2 separate regions of the Homo sapiens genome follow, and region 1 is linked to region 2. A link is a loop called in an ENCODE intact Hi-C map of the cell type or tissue named here. Cell type or tissue: HCT116. All regions are shown on one strand.

Region 1 (2,500 bases), 120 kb after region 2:
TACCCTCCCGAGTAGCTGGGACTACAGGCGTGCGCCACCACGCCCAGGTAATTTTTTTTTTTTGTACATTTAGTAGAGACAGGGTTTTGCCACATTGGTCAGGCTGGTCTCGAATTCCTGACCTCAGGTGATCCACCCGCCTTGGCCTCCCAAAGTGTTGGGATTACAGGCTTGAGCCACCACACCCAGCCAAGAACAGATTTTGAATGTTCTCAAAAAAAAAAAAAAAAAAAGATAAATGTTTGAGGTGATGGATATGCCAGTTACCCTGACTTGATCATTACATATTATATACATATATCTAAATACCACATGTACCCCAACATATGTATAATTATTACACATCAATTAAAAAAATAATAAAAGCAAAGAAAAGTTGTTGAACTCAATACTACTTTGGGACAAATCCTTCTAGTTTGTTTTTGGAACCAAGAATTTCCATGTTGTATCTCATAATCCATGAATTTATCACACAAATAAAGGAGTCCAGAATGCCTATTTATGAATTCTCAATAGCAACTGTAATTGAAAAGAGTTCTGACAGCCCTTGGGATGGCCTTGTCTTTCTCTGCAAGTACCATATGGGAACCCAAGCTGCAAACAAAGGTACACTTAGGGTGTTTGGAATCAGATAACAGCTAAGGAATTCCAAAGCAAACCACAAACGTTGGTGTTCCTATGATTAAAGTTTATTTTAATCTATTTTTTTTCTATGACCGTAGTTGAGCATTCTAAAATAATCTTAAAAGTTAGCACAGGGGCTGGGTGCGGTGGCTCACACCTGTAATCCTAGCACTTTGGGAAGCCAAGGAGGGTGGATCACTGGAGGTCAGGAGTTGAAGAGCAGCCTGGCCAACATGGTGAAACTCCATCTCTACTAAAAATACGAAAATTAGCTGGGCATGGTGGCGGGTGTCTGTAATCCCAGCTACTCGGGAGGCTGAGGCAGGAGAATCACTTGAACCTGGGAGGCGGAGGTTGCAGTGAGCCGAGATCGTGCCATTGTACTCCAGCCGGGGCAACAAGAGCAAAACTCCATCTCAAAAAAACAAAAGCAAAAACAAAAACAAAAAAACACCAGGGCAAAAAGTGACCAAGTTAGCATAGTGACTTAGCATATGTCCAAGACATGTTTCTTAAATGAATAAATGAATAGGTGAATGGGTGTGGCTGAGTGATGGGTGTTCTGTAGAAGGCATACTTTCCTCTCCTCACACAGTTCGGTCACCTTTAGGGAAAACTGAAGGGCAGAGTTGGACTTCTTTCCTATGTAGCCACTATGTAGGCGTGGTTGCTGGGGTAAGTGAGACAGTGCCTCTTGTGTCTGACAGTATCATTTTGAAGGGGAGCACCTATGGTGATAATGACGTGTTGTGGGAAGGGAACTTTGTTTAAAATCCCAGGGAAGCTTTAAGTCCAAGTTTCTTTTTTAAAATTTTTAATTATTATTATTACTATTTTTTGAAGAGATGGGATCTCACTATGTTGCCCAGGCTGGTGTTGAATTTCTGGGATCAAGTGATCCCCTTGCCTTGGCCTCCCAAATTGCTGGGATTATAGGTGTGAGTCACTGTGCCTGGCCTCCAAGTTTCTTAATAAGCATTAATGATCCATGTCATAAGTTGGGTTCCCTGTGATGTGAACAATGAAACTGAGTTAGTGTACAGGATGTTTATTAAGGAGAGCACTTGGAATCAATACTGTAGAAAGGAGAGGAAGGAAGCAGAAGTGGCCAGAGGGAGACTCTGAGCTGTGATGCAGGCCCAAAGACAGCTTTGACCTACCTACAGGGAGTTCTAGAGCTAAATTGCCCTTCAAAATTGTCCCAAGTTGGGCCAAGGTGACCAGTCCTTTATAGCCTTGTCTCAATCAGTCATTGAATGTTGGCCATCCCCAGGACAGTGTGATTTGGGGTGAGATGTGTCTCTGTGACTGAGGCAGACTCTGAAGGGGCTGGCATTTGAGGGCTGTGTGCTTACAGCACTCTCTTACCTGGGCCTTCCTCATAGGGGGATCTGGGCTGTGTATGTCCATAGTCAACACAACCTGCTATGGCCCTATCCCTGTCCCTCCTCCTGCCCTCTCCTTCTGCCTTCCTTGCTTCTCCTCTCTCTCTTTTTTTTTTTTTTTTTTTTGAGATGGAGTTTCGCTCTTGTTGCCCAGGCTGAAGTACAATGGCATGATCTCGGTTCACCGCAACCTCTGCCTCCTGGGTTCAAGTGATTCTCCTGCCTCAGCCTCCCAAGTAGCTGGGATTACAGGCATGCACCACCACACCTGGCTAATTTTGTATTTTTAGTAGAGACGGGATTTCTCCATGTTGGTCGGGCTGGTCTTGAACTCCCAACCTCAGGTGATCCGCCCGCCTCGGCCTCCCAAAGTGCTGGGATTACAGGCGTGACCCACCGCGCCTGGCCTTTCTTTTTTTTTTTTTGAGACAGGGTTTTGCTGTGTCTCCCAGGCTGTAGTGCAGTGGTGCTATCACGGCTCACTGCAACCT
Region 2 (2,500 bases):
AAGCAAAACTCAAGCTGGAAACTGCTTAGGGCTTTGGCTTGGAATCCATCTCTTCAAATATTTTACAGAATTTGACTCTTTTCCTCAACACGGGGATCAGCAAACCAAGACTTGTAGGTCAAATATTCCCCACTCCTATTTTTGTGGAGTCTGTGTAGAGAACTGTTTTTACATTTTTAGGGAATTGTTGGGAAAAAAAAAAAGAATATGGGACGAAGACCATAGATGGCTAACAAACCCTAAAATATTTACTATCTGGTACTTTACAACAAAATTTGCCACACACTGCAGTGTGCCAGAAATTTAGACTTTATTTTGTAAAGACTTTATCCTGTAAGGGACAAGTGTTGCCAGGTATTCAAGTAGAGAAAGGATGTCTACCTGTGAGAGAAAAGGAAGGGGAAGGGATAAAGCGAGCCTGAATTTTGTCTTTTTCTTTTGGGTAGCTTCAAAGACAGAGGCAGTTGTTTGGGAGTGGGTGAATATGTAGATGATTCAGTGTAGATATCTAGCAGGGTGTGACAGGTGTAGCCAAGGTGGGGAGGTAAGATTGTTCAGGGAGTGGGAAATGTTCTGGTTGTTGTCCTGTCAGCTTTTTGTTTTTCTCAATTCTCACTAAATTGTTTTCAACAACTGACGTTTCCAAAGACGAGACCTTGAGGAAAGCTAGAGATCAGGAAGGGATGATCAGGCTTCGTGATAGCTTCATTATGGATTAAAGAGAATATATTCTCTATTTCAAATAAATTACTCATAAACTTTTGGAATTATATTCTAGTGTAGTCATAGAGAAGATACCAGTGTTCACAATGAAAGTATTTATTAATACTGGCTGGGCCCGGTGGCTCACGCCTGTAATCACAGCACTTTGGGAGGCCGAGGTGGGCAGATCACCTGAGGTCACGAGCTCGAGACCAGCCTGGCCAATATGGTGAAACCCCATCTCTACTAAAAAATACAAAAATTAAGCCCGGTGCGGTGGCTCACGCCTGTAATCCCAGCACTTTGGGAGGCCGAGGCGGGCAGATCATGAGGTCAGGAGATTGAGACCATCCTGGCTAACACAGTGAAACCCCGTCTCTACTAAAACTACAAAAAATTAGCCGGGCGTGGTGGCGGGCGCCTGTAGTCCCATCTACTCAGGAGGCTGAGGCAGAAGAATGGTGTGAACCCGGGAGGCGGAGCTTGCAGTGAGCCGAGATCGCACCACTGCACTCCAGCCTGGGCGACAGAGCGAGACTCCGCCTCAAAAAAAAAAAAAAAATTAGCATGTACCGCCATGCCTGTAGTTCCAGCTGCTCGGGAGGCTGAGGCAGGAGAAATCACTTTACCCCTGGAGATGGAGGTTGCAAAGAGCTGAGATCGCGCCATTACACTCCAACCTGGGCGACAGAGTGAGACTCCATCTCAAAAAAAAAAAGTATTAATGCTGACTGAAAAAAAAAATACACTATTTAAAATGGGAATAATAATAATAAAAAACACTCTTTTGAACACATCCTGAGGGTTATAGTGCTTTGTAAAGTTTGTGTATAAAATTAACGCATTAAACCACTCGTCACTCAGCCAACAAAATGACAGCTTTTTCACTACTGGTAAAGAAAAAATCCACACTAGAAAAATACATTATACAGCCAACTTCTGTAAGGTAATGACAAGGGCATATTATCCCAAGATGGAAGGGAAAAATGCTAAAAACTTCTTTCTCAGCCCTCAAAGACTTTAGAGAAATGATTGCTTTTTAATTCATTTGTGGATACATTCTGGATACATTTTAGGCAAAACGATCTATTCTTTGGCATTGTCAAAAAACAAAATTGCAACAGATTTAGTTTAAAGATCATAATTGGCTCTAATTTGTGATTCTAGAATCAGGCAACATCTCATTCTATAAAGTAAAATCAGTGTTCTGATGGGCTGAGCAGAGGAGGTTGGCTTTATTATAGACAGAACCTGGCTGAGGAAAGCAGATACAGGGAACAGAAAGCAGATTGGTTGTTTGAAAGTTACTTTCCAGTCCAGGCGCGGTGGCTCATGCCTGTAATCCCAGCACTTTGGGAGGCTGAGGCGGGCGGATCACATGAGGTCAGGAGTTCAAGACCAGCCCGGCCAACATGGCAAAACCCCGTCTCTACTAAAAATACAAAAATTAGCCAGGCATGGTGGTGCATGCCTGTAATCCCACCTACTCAGGAGGCTGAGACAGGAGAATTGCTTGAACTCAGGAGGTGGAGGTCGCAGTGAGCCGAGATCGCACCACCTCACTACAGCCTGGGCAACAGAGAAAGACTGTCTCAAAAAAAAAAAAAAAAAAGAAAAGAAAAAGAAAGTTACTTTCCTTGTAAAGGTTAAAGCAAAGGGGACTATTTGGGGATTTGGCTATTATCTCTCTCCTGATTTCTTGGAAGGTCAAAAGATTTCTTGGCTTTTTGGTGGTATGGAACTTCCACATGAGTGACTTTATTTTGCTTTGGTCTGTTGGTCCTAGTGCGGGAGTTCA

Evidence for each region. Hi-C counts contacts between places; a loop is a spot of excess contacts. Peaks named below come from ENCODE experiments on the same cell type or tissue, not always from the same donor. Only the 100,000 strongest peaks of a DNase experiment are listed, where the experiment ranks them.
Region 1: a loop joins it to region 2, with 6 times the contacts of the local background. A loop is called at or near these places in 2 of 110 quality-filtered maps.

The regions. Positions count from the first base shown.
Region 1 is chrX:44,431,919-44,434,418 of GRCh38, reverse strand. No RefSeq gene overlaps it. Among named protein-coding and RNA genes, the nearest start is that of EFHC2, 89 kb to the right of the region's middle. In HCT116, no CTCF peak of the experiment used is centred here; a DNase peak (open chromatin) is centred at 1,518.
Region 2 is chrX:44,550,996-44,553,495 of GRCh38, reverse strand. No RefSeq gene overlaps it. Among named protein-coding and RNA genes, the nearest start is that of FUNDC1, 9.4 kb to the right of the region's middle. In HCT116, no CTCF peak of the experiment used is centred here; no DNase peak of the experiment used is centred here.